Linked DNA regions of Homo sapiens: region 1 is linked to region 2. Evidence: chromatin loops called from intact Hi-C (ENCODE). Cell type or tissue: chondrocyte. All regions are shown on one strand. Links, peaks and the distances in the headings refer to the core of each region. The heading gives the core; the rest is flanking DNA.

Region 1 (2,500 bases), core at 1-2,500, 440 kb after region 2:
GAGTTCTAGGTGGCAGAAGAGTATGTGCAAAAGCCCAGAGGCTTCACTCTTCAGGGTGTGGAGCTGTGGAAGTTGAAGTGTGGGTATGAGTTGGGGCAGGGGAAAAAGGAGTTCTGACCATGGAGTGTTGCACCAGAGCCACAGCTTCAGCAGTTTGCAGCCAGGATCTACACACTCTGCCTCTCAGGACCACCCCCACTGGCCCTGGCTCTGCCCTCTGAGGCCCTGCCAGAACTTCCACCACCTCTTCGTCGTGACAGACACTCAAGTGCTAGAAGCCCTGGGCCTCCACAGGTCCACCAAGGCTGTCCCTGGAGATTGATTCCTCAAGGGGAGACTTTGGGACCTGCATGGGACTGAGAGCTTCCCCAGGCCACAGGCTGGGTCAGGGGCACCCAGGTGCACCCAGCTGCCCCAGCAGCTTGGCAGGGATCACTGGATGCTAGCAGGTGCTGGAGGGAGGAGAGGACTCCGAAACTGACCAGTGGGTTTTTAGGGGCAGCTGGGGAGCACTGAAGCCTTGGGGTGAGTGGAGGCCAGGGTTTGGGGGCCAGAGTGGAATGCAGCTCATGAGGGGAAGCCTGAGGCTCCCCAAATCAGCCTGGATCTTTAGTTTCAAGTCTGTCAGCCGGTTTTTCTCCCCATGCCATAACAGCTGTCCTATGGGGCTGCTGTGAGGGTTGATTACAGCTCCGCCAAGAACTAGCCTAGGTGCTTTGTATTTGATCTTCACAACAGCCCTGGGGCAACTATTATCGTCAACCGCCCCCCATCTTGCAGATGAAGAAACTGAGACTCAGAGAGGTTACACATAACCATGGGGAAATGGAGAGCTAGGATTTAAACACAGCTCCAGTCCCATGCAAGTCCCAAAGCCTCCCCTGAGCTCTTTTCCTCGGAGTTACACTCTCTCTTGGTTTTGAGCCATGGCTCTGAAGTTCCTGGCATGGAGCAGATGTTCTATTTGTGGGGACTGCACCATCTTCCCACATAACCCAGCTTTCTCACATACCTTTTGCTCAGTCCCAGGGAAAACAAGAAACCTTAATTTGCAAAAGCACCTGAGAGTTTAATCTTGCCTTTGGTTTTAAAGAACCCTACCCCACGTATGGTGAGCTCTCTTTACATGTTAAGTATTCTTTATAAACTAAGAACTTCAGATGGCTCGATTCAGTCTTGGCTGCTGTAGACCACATGAAAACCAACAAGCCTGGTTTCCTCTGCGCAGCGCAGCCTTGCCCTTATCCGATGGCGCCACCTAATGGCCACGTTTCACCTGTGCAAGCCAAATACATCCTGAAAGACAGCTTCTCCATCTTTTGCGAGACTGGCTATGAGCTTCTGCAAGTGAGTTAAAACAAAGTACACCACGATCAATGACGATTGCTTTGAAATGTAAACATATTTCTATCTGCAGATATGTGAAAGGAAAGTGAGAAAATCGTGTGTCAGCATGATTTCTTTTGTCTATCTTTAAATGATAAAAAGCCAAGAAATAAGTTTTCAGAGGACAAAAAGGATGGCTATGGAAAATGTGATTCTGAATCCCGCCCTTTTTTCTTTCTTTCTTTATACTTAACTTTAAATTTACATAAGCGAGCCCTTTGTTTTAAAGCTAGTTTGGAAAGCTGGTGATTAAAATGGGCAACTTGGCCAGGCGCGGTGGCTCACACCTGTATTCCCAGCACTTTGGGAGGCAGAGGCAGGCAGATCACTTGAGGCCAGGAGTTCAAGACCAGCCTGGCCAACGTGGTGAAACCCCGTCTCCACTAAAAATACAAAAATTAGATGAGGTAGTAGCCCCGTCTCCACTAAAAATACAAAAATTATTAGGTGGCGGGCGCCTGTAATCCCAGCTACTCGGGTGGCTGAGGCAGGAGAATCACTTGAGCCTGGGAGGCGCAGGTTGCGGTGAGCCGAAATCACACCACTGCACTCCAGCCTGGGTGACAGAGCAAGACTCTGTCTCAAAAAAATATATAAAATAAAATAAAACGGGCAACTTTTCTGTTGGTCACACACGACAGCAGCTCTTTGTGAAGTGGCTGGAATGACAGAAAGATGAGTTTGCTATCCTGTTCCATGTGCCCAGTCTTGCATCAAATTAAAGTTCTCCCCCTGGTCAAATGACCTTTCCATGAAACAACTCCTGGGCCCACAAAAAAGTAGACAGCCCCGGGAAAGAGTATATTCTGCAAAGTTATAAATAGTGGTCACTGTTAAGGGAGGAGTATAATTTTAAAAAATGCTTAGCGTGTTGCTTTAGGGGCACAGGTAAGAAATTAACACGTCCTCTTTATGTTCTTCAAAATTGTCATGGAATCCCAGTGGTAAAAAGTAATAACATTGGAACGATAGCTAGGTATGCAATCCACAGTCCTGTGGCGGGTCAAAAAAAAAAAAAAAAAAAGAGAGACACTTTTCCCACCTTGCAAACTTCTTGTGCAGGCTCTTTTCCACAGCTCCTCGGACCACAGACTTCTTTAGTTTCTTTTTTTTT
Region 2 (16,916 bases), core at 7,960-10,459:
GAGAAGGTCAAAAGTGTTATAGGGTCCTTGGGGTCCTGAGGCAGCAGCTTCCATCCGCTTTCAGCCTCCTGGGTTCCAATCCATGCCACAGCCAGAAGCCAGAGACATCCCAAGACCAGAGGGTCCTGCAGAATGGGATGAGGGTGGGGCAGGCAGTGAGAGGGCAACGCTCAGGGAGTCAGTCTCTCTACTGAACCTGAGCCAAGGGTGTTCTGGGCCCCTCATTACTCCAGGACGGGGGAAGCAGCTGGAGGAGGTGAAGCCTGGGAATGCTCTGAGAGTAGGTCTGCAGAGGGAGAAATAAGCTACTTAAGCTACTTAGTCTTTTAGGCTGGTGACAGCGGGAATGATGCAAATTGATTTCTATTCAAGTGCTGTCCCAGGCAAGGTGGTGGCAGGGAAGGCAGAAGCCTCCTTTTCCCGAAGCAATCACCTCCAAGCGCACCTGCTGAGCCTCAGAGCAACTTCTGAGCAGGGGTAGCGGTGGCAGCCGCCCCATTACCCCAGAGCTGGGCTCAGCTGCCCATTCTCCATGTAGCTGCCCGTTCTCCATGTCCCCTCAGGAAGGGAGGACATCCATGACTCTCTCCAATCCAGAGCCAAAGCTCCCTCTCCCCCTCCCCAGGCTCCTCCGACTCAGGGCACTCTGCTGCCGACCAGGGTGGCTTCTCAGCTTTTCCTGGGGTGGGGGACATTCTTTCAAGACTGGGGGGATGAGGACAAGAGAAGGACCCTTCCCTTTGTCCATACTTGGGGTCAGGCCCTGCCAAATCAAAGCCCTGACTGTCAAAGTCCCTCAGCCCCATTCCCCAATTCATACATTTACCAATTCATTCACTCATTCTAACTTCATTCACTTATTGGTGCTTGCTATATAAAATGAGGACTTTCTGTTAAATCATCATAATCTGGCTGGGTGTGGTGGCTAACACCTGCCACCCCAGCACAGTGGGAGGCCAAGGCAGGCAGATCACTTGAGCCCAGGAGTTCAAGACCAGCCTGGGCAACATAGGGAGACCTTGTCTCTACTAAAAGTAAAAAACTTATCCGGCGCGTGGTCATGCGCACCCGTAGTCCCAATTACTCAGGAGGCTGACGGGGGAGGATTGCTTGAGCTCAGGCATTTGAGGCTGCAGTGAGCTGTGATTGCAGCACTGCACTCCAGCCTGGATGACAGAGAGCTTATCTTAAAAAAAAAAAAAATCTTAATCTTAACTTAGTGATGTCTTCAACTCCTTTCCTCCTGAAGGCTCCATGAACCTTTTCACCCCAGATCTATTCGCATGTTCATTAACTCCCAAGAACGCCAGTTGGCTGACATGTCCCTGTTCATTGCAGATTCCTGGCTCTGTTACTCTGGGATCATCTGCTGGAAGTCTCTGGAGCACCAGGTCAGAAAGTCAGAAACCCTTGGAGGGAACCCACAGCAGCTACTAGCTTGTAATGCACACTCTCAGCCAGCCTTTTCCCAGCTTCCCCGGCTAAAGAAGGGAAGGGGGCGGGGGTTCTCTTCCGGCTGCTGACACTTCTCCAAAGCCTGATTCCTCTCTAATGTCTCCCAGGCCTGGATTGCAGGGAGGAACAAAAACCAACATCCTGCCTTTGTGAAGTCACAAGATGATGCCTTAAAACCAACAAATACTTTTCAACCTGGGCGTCCCCACACACGATCATGTCCAGAGGGGTGCAAGTCTCAGCTGTGTCTACATGGAAGGAAAAGGGGGAAACATCTGGATGAAAGCCAGCAACGTCCTGCCACTCTGCCAGATGCTGCCCACATCTGGACATTCAAAAAGTGATCTGTTCGGTGGCTTAGCAGTCGAGAAGCAAATGGTCAGCCCACATCACCCTATCCATCAGAACACAGAGCCCGAGTCCCTATGCACAATTACCCAGATTACTGAAGGACTCATAAGGTACTTTGGCTTCAATCATACTCATCCTCAAAGGCCCAAATCAAGTGAAAGTAAAGGCCAGAGTGTGGGGCTCAGTCCTTGTGCGCATGGCAGCTGGGTCCCATCTCCACTGCTTATTAGTAAGCTGCTTAGACTCTCTGCACTTCACATTTCTCATCCTTAACATGGAGATAACAGTGCTATCCCCCTTGCTGAGCAGGTATGAGGATGAAATGAGATCATATCTGTAAAGTTCTAAGCCAGGGCCCGGCAGGTAGTAAACATTCAAAATATGTTGACTGTTATTATCATGATCATTATCATCAGGGTGATTGCCCTGCAGAGCTCCCCAACGAAGAACAGAGAGATCTCCCAGGACAGTGCAAAGGTCAATGCAGTTGCAGGGTGTGGGGGACACATACTTTTCCCAAACCTCCCAGGAACACCAATTTGCCACAACCTTCCCCACCCTGACCCCCGTTGAAGCTGCCTTCCCCAGAGACAAGATCACCACATCCTCCTTCACGACAGGAGTGGCTTCCAGCTGGCAGTCACGTCTCCTCTATTAACAAGGCTTGGCAAAGGACACATCATCCAGGTGCCAGTGTATGTGCTGGATGCCCCGAGCAGATGGCTGGGCGGAGTGAGCCTTCTCCACTGCACCCTCCTCCTACCAAGACATCAAGCTCATGGACAGTCTAGTTGCACTGGGGGCAACACCTACAGGAAACCTTCCTCCTGACCCTGGAGAGACCACTTGACTGGATCATGCCGTCTCAGCCCCAGGGGACAGCTGGGTCCCTCTTCTACTGTGGTGGGGGGCCTGGCTGAGACACCATTAATCATCTATCACCTCTGCTCCTTCAGCTAGAGGTCCTGGGGGGTGGGAATGGGGACTCTGATGAGCTCTACAGGGACAGAGACAGAGACCTTTCCATTAGGTTGGTGCAAAAGGAATTGGGGGTTTTGCCATTACTTTCAATGGCAAAAATCACAATTATACTTTTGCACCAACCTAACACTTCTACAAGCCCACACCTGGCACACAGTAGGACTACTCAGGCAGATGCTTGTGAGATGGGAAATAATGGAGAAGGCCTTTTCTGGCAAAGGAGGTTGAGGTCCCTGGACACTATCTCCCAGGACATCACTCTGTGGTTCCAAGAAGTGCCCCTGTAAATGGTACCTGCTAGAATCTAAATCCATGCCAATCCTTCCCACTGTCCTTACCACCCCCTTGTTCCCAGGTCAAGCTCACTGTATACAGAAACACCATAACCTGCCACCCAACAGCCTTTTCCAAACTGGCAGGTTCCCCATCTGGTTTGCTCAGAGGGAGGAACGGATGGGAGGAAGTAAATTGCCAAGATCAAGGGCATGCCGGGAGTTCTGCAGACGAGACCCTCTCCAGCATCTTCTCTCCCCTGAGTTCAGGGAGAAACATACCCAGACCTTACACTTCACTAATGCCCTCAGGGGATGGCCCCAGGATGCTGCACCGGGTTCTTCCTTCCAGGTTTTGGCAGACACACAGCCTCTGCTGGTACACATGCCAGCAAGCGTGACCAGCCTGGAGGTGTAATATAAATAGCCTGCCGCTGCCCATCAGCTCCTCCGCCCCCTTGGCATTAGTTCCAAACCTTCACCTTCTTCTCCCCCAGAGAGAACCAGCCAGCGGGGCTCTGCTGGGCTCCACCTGCCTCCTCACCAGCAGTGTGACCTTGAGCGGGTGACTTGACCTCTCTAGCCTCAGGCCTTTCCATTGTGAAATGGAATCAGAGCACCTCCCTCTTGAGTGGTTATGGGGATTACATCAGTTAAGGTCCAGGAAGCATTTAGCACACTGCCTGGCATTTGGCTAATGTCAGAGGGGGTGCAGCGGAGAGGACTGGAGCGATGACAGCAAGCAGCATTTCACCTCTGCACTTGGAAGGAAGTTGTTAGGTTTACTGGCTGCATCAGTTAGGTCCCCTTCCCTGGTGTGGTTTGGACAATTCCCACACACCCAAGGAAGCCAGTCCGGCTGCCTGGGAAGATCCCTGGCCTGGGATTCTGAGACTCAGGCTCTGCTACCAACATGCTGTGTGATGCTGGGCAACTCACTTGCCCTCTCTGAAGTAACTTCCCCATCTGCAGAGGCTTCTCATATCCTTGACCTCTTACAGAGTTAAGTTGTCTTTCACACTCCAAGGTTCACAGCTTGAGTCCCATTCCAGACTCTCACGGGGACTCAGCTCCGGCCCAGCCATGGCTCAGAAGCCTTGAGTACCCAGCCCAGGCCACTGACTGATGAACGCAGGTGAGGGTACCGCCCTTCACTTCTGGCCTGTCTGGCAGAGGAATTTACATTCTTTTGAAACCCATCATATAAACAGGTTTCTCGACAAGAAAATATTTATTGAATGACAGTAACCAAAACAATACAGGGTACTTGGCAAAATGGGGGTTTTTGCTTCATTCAGATCAAAATCTGATCCCAGCTTGGCCTCTTCTCGCTGTGTGACCTTGGGCAAGTCTCTTCACTTCTCTGAACTTTGTTTTTCCCACACATTAAGTGAGGATGACAATTCATGTGACATGAGATGGTGGCAAGGCTTAAGTGAGACAGTCCATGTAAATGCTTAGCACCTGGCACATAGTAGGTATTTAACACATGGCAGCTATGATTGGTTGGTATTGTTATCACCAGCCTCCCATCATAAGGCGGAGGACCTGAGGCCATCAGCCATGTCTGGTGCCCGTTTCCAAAGAGCTTTGACAACACACAGACACATATTCCTCTCAATCCTCCCGCCCGTGTACCTTCCAGCTGGTGCAGAGTGGAGTGCGGCTGTCTGGTCTCCCAGCGGCCAGGCAGAGAGTGAGCTCACTGGGGGAGGCTCTGCCGCCATCCCTGGACTGGTCCCGCAGCATCCATGCCTCCGGCCTTTGTTGGGCAGCTGCAGCGTGAGCCGCACTGTCTGCCCGTGAAATGCGACTTTTGGAAAACATACATATTTGTGAGTTGGAGCATGTTTCTATTTTGGGCCGACACTGCTCTCTTTATTTATTTTCCCTGGGCTTCGATGCTTTGGAATCTAGCTTGGAAGGGTGTTTTGACAGACTTTGACACCTCTCCCAGCTCCTTTGGCAAGACACCATGCTTGGGTAGGGGGAGGGCAGACAGAGAAGAAGACGATTTCAAACGACAAGCCCTCTTCCTTGGCTAGGACTGATGGACAATCCCACACCCCTGCCTCACTGTCCCAGCCCTCCGTTTCTCCACATTTGGGTGTGGGGAGGAGTATAAGAGGGGTTCAGGTGGGGAAACCATTTCAAAGAGGGGGAAGGGAACCAAAAAGGCTAATCACTGAGCTCTCGATTTTAACAATGCTAACATCATTATCAACACCTATAGTATTGTTATTGTCAACCATCACTACTACCACCCCACCATTTTGGGGTGCCTACTTTTATTGCTGGCAGTGGGCTGACTGATGGCCCTTAGGGACACCACCTCCTTGCTCAGCATCTCATTTGGCTCATCTGTGAAGGCTATTTTTGCCATCCCCAGCTCATAGGGCTATGAAAAGAGGCTGCTTAGCCACATGGTGGTGATGGCCATCTTCCCTCTTGGCATCAGAGCCTGGCCAGCAACCAACTGCCCATGGGCAGTCTACTTGCTTGGGTCCAAGGACATGAGGCTGATTGCAAAGCCCCTACTCACTGGGCAGGACCTCTAAAGCTGCTCTCAGCTGTTCCCTTCTCTGTGGCCATTTACAACCAGCCCAGTGTCTGCCACTTGGGAGGAAGGACCTTAACTCAGACAATTCCATCCACCGCCTTTGAGGACTAGGGGAATAGGGGATGGGGAGGATGGGGAGACGAGGGAAGTATGTCTATACTAGCAGAGAAAGGGGCTTAAACCATCCAAGGACCTGGCGATCATGAGATCCAGGTTTAAATCTTCTATTCATTCATTTGTCCATTCATTCATTCATTCACCACACATCTACCAGCAGAACCAGTGGTATATGCAGAGGATATATAGACAGTAGAAGTAATGCCTGCCCCAATGAAGATTGCACTTCAGCAGTATGACCTCAAGAAAATTACTTGACATCTCTGGTCCTATTAAGGAAATCATCTAAACATCCCTCACTCAGGGAACAGGATGACTTCACTAGTGGTGGGTGCTCTAAGGAAGGGGAAAGGTAGGGTAATCTTTGGGGTTAGAATCACAATTTTCAATCCCACCCACACTCAAGAGACTCACTAGAGAGTCAATGTTCCAGATTATTAGGGCCAGAAAGTGACCCTACAGGTCACCTCAGGCAGTCCTTTAACAGACGGGAAACCTGAAGCTCAGAGAAGGGAAGTAGTTTGCCCAAGGGCAAACTGGGAGTCTGTGGTTAAGCTCGGACTAGGATCCAGGTCCCCTCACTTCCAGTCCAGTGCTCCTTCCACCACACCATGCTGGGACTACTCTTCTTTCAACCCAGTTTCTGGATTTGAAGGACAACAGCAGGAGAGGTGTCAAAGGGCAAGCCAGGTCATGGCTACCAGATCTCATGGCTAGCCAGATCTCGAGGGGGGTTCCAGAATGCTTCACCCAAAGTTCTTGGCCCCTTGGAGAGATCACTGGGGCTCTGTGGCATCTGGCCCTAGAAAACTTCCTGGGGAGGGGAACAGAAGCTGCTGAGGCCACGGTGGAGGGTCGTCAGATTTCCAAAGAGAGAGTAACGGGGACATGGAACCTGCAGTGAAGAAGGCAAGTCTGAGAGAATGGAGTCAGCTCCCCCTAAGGGTCAGCTGTGCCCACATCCCAGCAAAGACTGGGTCAGACCCAGCCTAAGGAAAGTTGGGGAGAGAAGTGAAGACAGTGGGGAAGGATGACTGGAAAGACCAAAAAAAGAGGGTGCATGTGCGTGTGTGTGTGTGTATGTGTGTGAGAGAGAGAGAGAGAGAGAGAGAGAAACCTGGGGGAGGGAACAGAGCAGGGAAACAGAGGGTACAAGCAAAGAATGCGGACCCTGATTGTACATGTGTGTGTCTGGACTAAGGTTAGAGAAAGAGGAGTGAGTATTGAGGTAGAGAGCCAAGCAAAATGGACCCTGGGCTGAAAATGGAGATTCTGTAAGGCACCTGTCCAGGCTGGGCTTCTGCCTGGAGCTTCCACCGAGCCACAGCCTCCTCCCTCCCTCCAGAAGATCCCCTGGTCCCCTGGCAGGTGTAGTAGTAGGAGGTGGGGAGGGGGTGTTTGCTCTAAATCCCCATGCTTCGCCCATAGGAGCAGGACAGTGTGTGTGTGTGTGTGTGTGTGTGTGTGTGTGTGTGCACGCGCGCGCTGGGGGTGGAAGTGTGTCTGTGCTTGGGAGTCTGAGTGGCTTTGTGAGTCACTGGGCATCGGTGAGAACACCAGGTGGTGGGCTCTGGAATCTGGGGCTTAGTCAGTGAGTCCGGAGACAGCAACCTCGAGTGCAGAGCGGGGGCGAAGATGCTGCCCAGGTCCACGAACGTGTGTGCTTGTGAGATCTGTCCGCCCACGTGCGTGTGAACCGTGGGTCTGCGTGGATTGTGTGCGCCTGAGGATTGTGGGTGGGTGTGTACTTGCGCGAGTGTATGTGTGTGGACTGTTTTCCAGTGGTCTGTAGATATGTGTGTGCGCATGGATGGGTGTGAGTGTGCGCGTGGACTGTGGGTGTGCGCGGGCTTCTGAGTTTCTAGGGCGGCCGCGAGGCGCTGTCCGCGGTGCTGACCCGGGGAGTGGGCTGACGGAGACCTGCGCGCAGTCTCGCAGTGAGTGGGGGACAGCGGGAAGCTGGCGCCGGCCGTGGAGCAGAGGCCGAGAAGAGAAGCCCCCAAGGAGGCGCCTTCCCAGCCCTGCTGCCGGCCTCCCCAGGGAGTTGGGAAAAGTTCTCCCGGCGGTGGGGTTGGCTCCCGGGACTTGGCGCCCCTTGCGCTGGGAATCTTTCCCGACCCTCAGCGCCGCCACTGCCCGGCTGCCCACTCCACCTCCACCCTCGTTCGCGTTCTCGGCAGAGCCTGGGGACCCTCGCGCGCGCGGATCCATCGCTGGCCCGGCCCGCCCCAAGCCCCCACGCGCCCTCCCCGGCCGGACCTGCAGCCAGGTTAATCGGGGAAATGTCCCTCCGAGAGCACGAGTACGCTAGGTAGGGAGTGGGTGGAGGGGGTCATTAGCCTTACTCTGTCCCCTCCCTCCGCTCTAGCATGGGCGAGAGCCCGATCCAAGGGCGGCTTCAGACTGACGCTCAACTTTTATGGACCCAGATATCCCTCAGAGGGGACAAGCAGGGGCCAGAGGTCGGAAGCCTTGCCGTTCCTGGACATCCAACATCCAACTCCCCTTGGCCGACCAAGAATGCTGCAGTCCCGCGGGGAGATGGTGCGGAGCTGGGGCCCGGTCGTAGAGGGCAAGCTTGGGTTCTGTCCACCCCTGACCGTCTTTCCCGGGGGGCTCCGAGGCCCGCATCCCGGGCTGGCTGGAGAGCGAGAGAACTTCGCGCGCGGCGCCAAGCAGGTCGGGGTGCGGACGGCGCGGAGGACTTCCCCCTCCTCCTAGCAATGCATCCCCCAGCCCCGAGACCAAGCCCGGATGGCGCCCCGCGGCCGTGCACTCACCTCGGCCGGCCGAACGGGGCTAGGCTGAGCCGCCGGCGCGGGAGAGAGTGCGCAGAGGGTCGGGGGGCGGCGGCCACCACGCTGCGCAGACTCGTCTCCTCGCGGAAGTCGCAGGGGGAAGCTTCTCGGAGCCGCAGGAGGCTGGGGCTCCCCCTCCGCTCCAGGGCAAGCAGACCGCGGGAAGCTGCGCGCGAATCCCAGTCCTCAGCTCGCAACCCGAGCACTCCGCTCCGCCGCCGCCTTTTATTCGCCGCCCGCCTTTGTTTGGGTCCGGGCTCCTACCACGGGTCGCGGGGGTGTCCGAGCCAGGCTCCGGAGCCGCGCTGCCGCCCAATCCCTGGCGCCTCTCGGGCTCCGCGCCGCCGCGCCTTGAATCAGTGGCCGGCGAGACCCTGCGCCACGCCGCGCGCTGCGGTCTCTGGGACCCGCTGTCTGGCGCTGTCTTCGCCGCCGCTCCCCCTGCCGATCCGCGCGGTGGTTCAGCCCGGCCCTGGCGCCCGCGGGCGGGGGAAGCGCAAGGCGCAGCGACCCCTGGGGGTCGGTCCCCGCCCCTGCAGACGGTCCGGGCCAGGCACCACCCCCCAGCCCCGCCTCCGAGTTTCCTGATACCCAAGTCTCTCCCGGGCCCGCGCTCCCGCTCCTCTCCAGCCAGCCCGCCCAGCCTTGGCAGGTCACCAGCCTCCTGGACACTCGCGGGCATCCCCGGGCGCCCTCCGGAGGGAGCTGCCAAGCCCAGGCTCCTGGCGCCGTCCCTTCCTCGTTTGTTCTTCATTTACCCCTCTGGCACCAGAACCCGGAGCCATACCAGCCCCTGGGACCGGGCATCCCTCCAGCTCTAGCACATGACCTGCCTGACACCCCTAGCCAAAGGGCCACAAGGAGAAAGAGCCTGGGGGAGGGGGGCAGGCCAGTACCCTGGCCCATTTCTCTCCATCAGGGCTCAGAGAGCATTGGCATTGGTGTTGCCCAGGGAGAGTGAAGTGGGACCCCTCAAAAGGGGGCCAGCTGCCAGCCCCCAGCTGCAGGGTGGAGGGATGTCAGTGACGGAAGCCAGAAAGGAGGGAGGCCATTGCCATGCTGTGTGAGGGTGAGCCATGAGCTTGTCATTTGTCCTGGGTGTGTGCCGACCAAGGACCTGGGAAGATAGGGCAATGGTGAGACACAATCCTTGCCTTCAGGAGGTTTCCGGCTTATGGGAGAGAGAAGAATATGGGAGAGTTATGAATGAAATATAACAAACCCGGCCAGCCAACACACTGATGCTGAACCCACAGCAGCCCCTCCCCATCCCCAGCCCTTATTTTTAAAAGAGGAAAACTGGGTGAGACGCACCTCTAAATGTCAGGGTGCTGAGTGGATCTCCTGTGCTGTTCACCTGCTGCTCCTGCTCTGTCTCTCTGCTGTACAGTCCCTGGCTGGAAGCTGTACCCACTGACTGGCTGTCAACTAGACGCATTGGTATTTATGACTCTGGGTGCCCTGAGAGCTTATCTATGCAGAAGCAAATGGCCTGAGCCAGTGTCCCTGCCCTGGCACTCACTCCCCATGTGCTCAAGGTCTCAAGAGAGCCATTGCCAGGTTGGCCAAGTCTGTCAGAAGACTCCCAATGGCTCCATCTGGCCTTAAAGACATTAGAGTTGGGGGCAGTTCCTGGGGTGAAGGGTGCCACTGTGAGCTGTAAGGGGAGAAAGAGACAGGAGATCTCTCCCGAGAAGTAGAGGGTGTGAAAATTGCTGTCCCAGGACCAGAGGCCAAATCTGATATGAGTACAGAGGACCAGACTTGGCACCACCCTGCAAACTTCTAGTCCCATTTGCCATATCCTAGAGGGAGGGCAGAGAATGAGGAGCCATGTGAGAGGGTGGGAGGAGGGAGAACAAGGAAAAGATTTGTTTTTAAGGGAGCAATAGAGAGACACAAAGTGTGTTCCCAAGCCCAGCTGAGAGCAAAGGGTTTTCTTGGCTGGGAGAATGGCTTGATTATTTTCCGTTTGTTTTAAGGCTGCTTCTAGGAGCCTCCTCAAAGTTCTCCAAGGCTCCAGCACTGTTCCTCTCAGTCTGACAAATCCACCGGCCATCCCATTGGTGTGCCCCATGGTGCTGTGCCACCCTCAGTCCATGCCTGGGGATACAGCTGCCACTCTGCTGGGAAATAGATTTAGTGGGTTTGATATAGGTCCTTGATGAAATTCTCACCACCTTCAAAGGGGTCCTGCTTCATGTTGCCTAGCTGGCCATAGCTGTGGCCACCTTGGCCACACCCTCCTCAGAACCCTCTCTGGCCTCTGGAGACTTCCAGAGGATCTCCAGTGGGGCTGGGCTTGCTCTGCCCTTGGTGGGGGATTTTCTATGAAGGGAGGGTGCAGAGGCAGAGGCCTGTGGAGGGGGAGAGGAGGTGCACGGTGTGGTATCCAGGAACACTGGAAGGATGCAATTTTCCCAGGCCATCAGTGAGGTTTTAAAAATGCAAATGGAACCAGGCCTTTGAAATATGCCTGCCATAAAGGGGAACCGGTGGTGGCAGTGGAGCTGGTGCAGGTGTGGAAAGTCATGAGAATCCTCCTCCTGGGGTTCATCCCCAGGTTTCCTCCCCTTCCCCTGCCCGCGCCTGCTTGCAGGAAGCGTGTTTACTACAGGGGCCTGGGGATGCTGGCCTCACACATCCCTGCCCAGCCACAGGGTACTTCCCTGAAGCCTCCTGTACCTCCAGGTGAGTAGTAAAGATGACTCTGGTGGATAATGATCCACCCAGCTGAAAGGCTGCAGAGATTAAGATTCTGTGTCCCCTCTGGCTCCTTGTTCCAGTGCTGTCTGGTGGAAGTTCTTCCTGGGTCTGATTTAAATGCCTCATGGTGCCGATAAGCTGCTCCCCTTATACTCTGTCTTCACAACTAATTGAAAAGCCTTCTTTGCAAGGGATATGAGCTATAAAGGGCTGCTTTGTCCTCTCTTCCTATCCCTTTATTTCTACTTCTATTTTCTCTCCAACTAGGTCTGAAGCAGAGCCTCTGAGCTGAGCTTCTGATTCTACCTCTCCCAGTAAAGCCATATTTCTGTTCTGCCCCTTACCAGCTGCGTGACCTTGGGAAAGTCACTTCACCTTGCTGAGCCCCAGTTGTCTCATCTATAAAGTGGGGATGGTAAGAATATCTGTCTCATTGCAGTGGTTATAGTTATAAATGAGATCATCTCTGTGCAAAAATTGCATTTAGCACAGTTTGTGGCACACATTAAGCACTAAATACACATTAGCAGTTTCTTCATCATATTGTTACCGCTTACTTGGCAAGTGCTGACCATAACACATCTCACTTTTTGTGACACCCCTCCACACCGCCCCGTGAAGGGGGGTTGTATGCAAATCAAGTCCTCCCACCAGATGGGTGAGCAGCTGAGGGTTGAGCATATGGGGAGGGTTGGGAGTGTTTATCTTTTAAAATATGGTATTAAGGCACTGTCCCAGCACCAGGGAATAGAATAAATGGATTTATAAGTAATCCCCTCTTCAATCTGCTAAGGCATTGACTTTGGCGCTCTTGGCCCCCAGCCCCAATCTCACCTTCTCCAGGAAGCCACTGGGCAGAGTCAGGTAGGCTGGGGTATGCTGGAAAGAGCTCTAGATTTAGGAAACTGGGTTTGATTTTTATGTGTGTCTTTTATTAGTATGACCTTGGGCAAGTCACTGCATTTCTCTGAGACTTAGTTTCCTCATCTGCAAAGTGGGAGTCATAATGACCACTGCCAAAAATATTCCTGCTTAATAGTCTCTTCAGCTAAAGTAGAACACAGATTTATAGGTAGCCATTTGATAATTAGTTCTAGATATAGTTATAACTATATATAGGAAGTGATAATAGGATGATTAATCCCTGTTTCCATTATTTTCAGGGTTGATTGCACTTCATGTGACATAATAGACACAAAAAAACTCAAGGAGCTTGCCCAAGTTCCTGGTGAATGAATTTCTGACTCCAAGTCACATAGAAACTTAGTGGAAGAGCTTGGGTTGGACTCCAGTTCTCCCAGCTTCCAGAAACACCATCCTTCCTCTCCCCAGCGCCTTCCTCCCTGAAGCTCTGTTCAGGAGATGAGCATGAGCTTATGGTTGGGGAAAACATTAGAGGGTCTCATAATTAAAGAGAACAGAGAGAGCTCTGAAGAAGGGCCTGAGGAAGGCTGACAGGGCTAGGCTTAGGGCAGGGGTATTGCAGACACGGCCTGGGGGAGGCTGGACAGATGGCAGCTCTCCCCTCCTGCCTCCCCCAGAATTCTGCAAACAGCCAGGCCTAGCACTCCTTTCTCAGCCTTGCCTGCCTCCTCCAAGAGAGCAGGCATCCTGTGCCAGAGTGAGTACAATCCAAGTTATTAATTGCCTGCAACAATTAGCCCCAGCGCCTGGGCCTGCAGACACCCAGGCTCTGAGAGAGGGAGCCAATTACAGCTTCATCAATATTCACGCTGTCGCATAATCCTCTTCCAACAAGACGGCCCCCTTGTCCCCCATCCACATTTCTAGGGGTCTTTGCTCTGACCCCAACATCTGGAGAAGACTAAATATTGCTGAGTTCTTCAAGAGGAAAAGTCACTGGAGGGGTTAGACCCGAGGGGCTATTAGCATAGCAGAGCCAAGGCATTGGCAGGGAAGAGCAGGATCCTGCCAAAGATCTGGACAGTGTGACATTAGCCAAAGACAGTCCCATTGTTGGGGAGAGATTATAACCTCCAGGTTGAGGGTTTTACGTGGATACCCTGAGGGTTCTTATTGATAGAACCGGCCTGAAAGGAGGTCATAAATACCCAAAAAGTTCTAGTTTTAATCCCAGCTCAGTCACATACCAGCTTTGTGGTTTCTGGAGAAGCCCTTTGCATCTCTGAGCTCATGTCCTGACCTGTAAGCTGGGGGCAGTGGCCACCCCTTCCCATGGAGGAGGATTAAGGGACATGCTTTGCAGGGGCACATAGCAGTACAGTGAATGGTACAGAGTGGGCTGGAATAAATGGCTGTGCTTGTGTTTGATCCAGAAAAAGCTCCAGAAGGAGATCTCCTGACCCCCAGAGAAGTATAGGGTGATGGGGAACAAGGCAGATGGGCAGTTAGGAGGCCAGGATGCTGACCCTAGATTTGCTCTAACATGCTCTGTGGTCTTGGTGACCTTCCATCTTTGGCCTCTTGTTTCTATTTGACAGATGAGTACATGAGCTAGATGTGCTCCAGGGCCCCTCTGACTGTGATCTTCCAGGAGAATATGGGAAGACAGAATGAGTTCAGACTGGGTAGGAGGCCACAGGGAATATGCAATCCCCGATTTTCCAAGGAGGTAAACGGGAGCAGTGGTCAATGTGATGGAACCGCCAAAAGTGTGTGAAGGCAGGCACATAAATAGTTAAGCCACAGTCACACATTTGTTGGTTCTGCGGTGGTAAAAGAAACCACATATCTTTTATCAAAACAGAAAATAAAAGTCATCATCTTGTTCAGAACTCCTGGGAAAGGCTGAGTAGAAGTCCCAGCACAGGCCTTGTCCCTGGGGTGTTTCAGAACCATGGACAGTGGCTGCTGGCAGCTGGGGTGGAGATGAGGGCGAAGGGATGAGGGGCAAGAACTCAGCCACCGAGTTGAGTACTCGGAGGCAGTATGATGTTCAGGGTGAGTGATGTTGAGCAGGTCCAGGTTCAAGAATAGCAGTTACAACTGGCTTTTTTTTTTTATGAGGTCTCTCTCTGTCACCCAGGCTGGGGTGCAGTGGTGTGATCACGACTCACAGCAGCCTCGATCTTCCTGGGCTTAGGTAATTTTCTCAGCCTCCTGAGTAGCTAGGGCTACAGGCATGGGCCACCATGCCCAACTAATTTTTTCTTCCGTAGAGATGGGGTTTTGCCATGTTGCCCAGGCTGGTCTCAAACTCCTGGGCTCAAGCAATGTTCCACCTCGGCCTTCCAAAGATTGATGCCCAGACATAAGAAGTGCTCAGTAAATGTCAGCCATTATTATTATTATTATTATATTTTTAGAGACAGAGTTTTAGAGACCTTGGCCTCCCAAAGTGCTAGGAGTACAGTCATGAGCCACCACACCAGGACACACCTGACTTTTGAGTGCCCAGTGGGGTTGCTTAAACCTTCAGAGGGTAGGGGTCTTCCTCTGTGCCCCCTCCTAGGAATATCTAAGGTTCCTGGTGCACCTACCTGTGTACGGGCTCTTCGTGACTCAGCACAGAATCCCAGCCCCACCTCCCCACTCTGCCCTGCTCCTCTGTCTCTCTGGCTTTGGTTTCCCGGCACAAGTTGCCCAGTGCCTTTGACCACCCCAGTCAGCCTGGCTGGCCCACTGGTGCCAGGAGCCAGGTCAGCTTTAACCCTGGCCACCAAATCCCATCTGAGCCTCAGCAGTGACAGCAAGAAAGAGCTTTTCTGGCATCGTCCCAGTCAGGAATCTGTGCAGCTCTGATGGGCTGCCTCAGTGCCAGCTCCTATTCCGGCACTTTCAGTGTAGGCAGGGTGGAGCCTGTTCAGTGCCAGGACCCCTGAACTGACATGTAGGGCTGGTAGGCAGATCATCAGTGTCCTGGCAGTTAAAATACTTTTTTATGCAGCAAGGGATGCTACTAACAACATCAGCAACAATAATCATTAATGGCTGCCATTTCTTGATTGCCAGATCCTATGTATGTATTATTTCCTTCAAACTCACAACCACCCCATGAAGCAAGTCCTCTTATCATCCTCATTTCCAAATGAGGAAATTGAGGTACAGAGAGTAGTAAGTTGCTACAGCAGGTAGCAACCCAGTCAAACCCACCCAGGCAGTTTGACTATAGCCCAAGTTCTATATGACATTATTCTTCCCATTTTACAGTTGGAAAAACTGAGGGTCAGAGAGGTTGAAAGACATGGTGAGGGTCACAGTAATGGAGAGGATTTGAACCCAACGTTGCTGATGCGGTAGATACTGTTTATCTGCTCTACTCTTCTGCTCTCCATGGAACTAAGTCCCTGTTGGGTGCCCACTCTCAGCACTCCCTACTGTGGCACTGAGGTCTCACCCTAAGTCTAATCACAACTAAACTCATCTCCCTGTTCATCCTTAGGGAAGTCACAGCCTCTCTCTGAGCCCAATCTACCAAGGGAAACTTTCTAAGGCAGAGCTCACATTCCAACTTGAGAATGGCTTCATTTGATGAGATTCTTCCCTGGAAACCAGCAGAGTCATGCCATCCTGCAAACTGGCAGGGTAGTTTCCAGGACCCAGGAGGGCCGAGTCATGCCCATACTTCCAGGACAAGATGCAGGGGCCAGGGCCACTAGCTGTAAACACACCGTGGGATTGGCATCACCTGGCACAAAATGCCAAGTCATCGCCTAGCCTATCATTTCACAAATGGGGAGACTGAGGCCCAGGGCGGGTGAGCATGGTGGTGTGGTTTCCTCCTGACAGTACTGTCCTTTTGGCCACCCCTCCAAGCCTCTGCGCCCTTCCCAACATCCCTGCATTCTCATTTTGCAGCTGGGCACGACAAAGGACAGCTGTTCTTGCTGGCATCTAGGGCCACATCTGGCAGCAGGATGCAGAAGGAATGCATGAGTGGCCTAAATGGCCACATGGGGAGCAGCCCAGGCCAGGACAGCACAGCTGGCTGTGCTTGGAGAGCTGGGCTGGCAGCAAGTCCTCCTCCTCTACTCCTCCTCCTCCTTCTCTTTTTCCTCCTCCTCCACCTCTTTTTCCTCCTTCTCCACCCCTTCTCCTCTTCCTTCTCCTTGTCTTCTTTCCTGTCTCTCTCCCACACTCCCAAACTCCCTGCCTTCTTTCCTTTACAATCATTCCTTGCTTTGATAATGATGACAGTAAACATTTACTGAGTACTTACTGTGTGACAAGGCCTGTACCATCTTCTTTAATCTTCATAACAACCCTTGGAGAATAATCATCTCTCTTTCACAGATGAGGAAAATATAGGTCAGAGAGGTCAGGGTTTGTATAGCCCAGCTGACTTCGATCCCACACTCTCCTGCTCCTTTGCTCTTTGGGGGACAGTAGCACTTCATCACACATGGGGCAAAAAGACCAGAGATGGTGCCATCCATTCTCTTTTGATCTTGGATGTGTTGTTTGGCAGACGCCTTTTTTTCTTTTAATTTTTATTTAAAACTCTAAGCTGATTTCATCCCCACCCCTAGTGTGCTTCATTCTCTGTTCCTTCTCAACCTCTACTTCCCAATGTGTGTACACACAGCCAGGGGTCAGCTGATGGTCAACATTCCACTGACTCAGGAAAGTGGAACCAGACCATCACATGTGGGACCTAAGTTCAGAGGACTTCCCCTGTCCCCAAGGATGTTGTGGTTGTCATCATTTTCAATCCAATCAAAGGGGCGTGCAGAGCAGGTGGCTCAGAATATGGAG

The links. A loop is a pair of places that touch in the nucleus more often than their neighbours do. Peaks named below come from ENCODE experiments on the same cell type or tissue, not always from the same donor. Only the 100,000 strongest peaks of a DNase experiment are listed, where the experiment ranks them.
Region 1: it touches region 2 in a loop (2.8-fold over the local background); 2 of 110 quality-filtered maps call a loop at or near these places.

What each region holds. Positions count from the first base shown.
Region 1 is chr1:11,036,540-11,039,039 of GRCh38, reverse strand. It overlaps MASP2 (MBL associated serine protease 2), which reads left to right. Exons shown (of 11, transcript NM_006610.4): 7 at 1,229-1,347. Among named protein-coding and RNA genes, the nearest start is that of MASP2, 9.4 kb to the left of the region's middle. In chondrocyte, for the core only: CTCF peaks have their summits at 1,053 and 1,268 (motif pointing left); no DNase peak of the experiment used is centred there.
Region 2 is chr1:11,470,973-11,487,888 of GRCh38, reverse strand. It overlaps DISP3 (dispatched RND transporter family member 3), which reads right to left and starts at 8,734. Exons shown (of 21, transcript NM_020780.2): 1 at 8,517-8,734. RefSeq lists an enhancer at 7,582-8,183 and a silencer at 8,828-9,147. In chondrocyte, for the core only: CTCF peaks have their summits at 8,845 and 9,046 (motif pointing left); no DNase peak of the experiment used is centred there.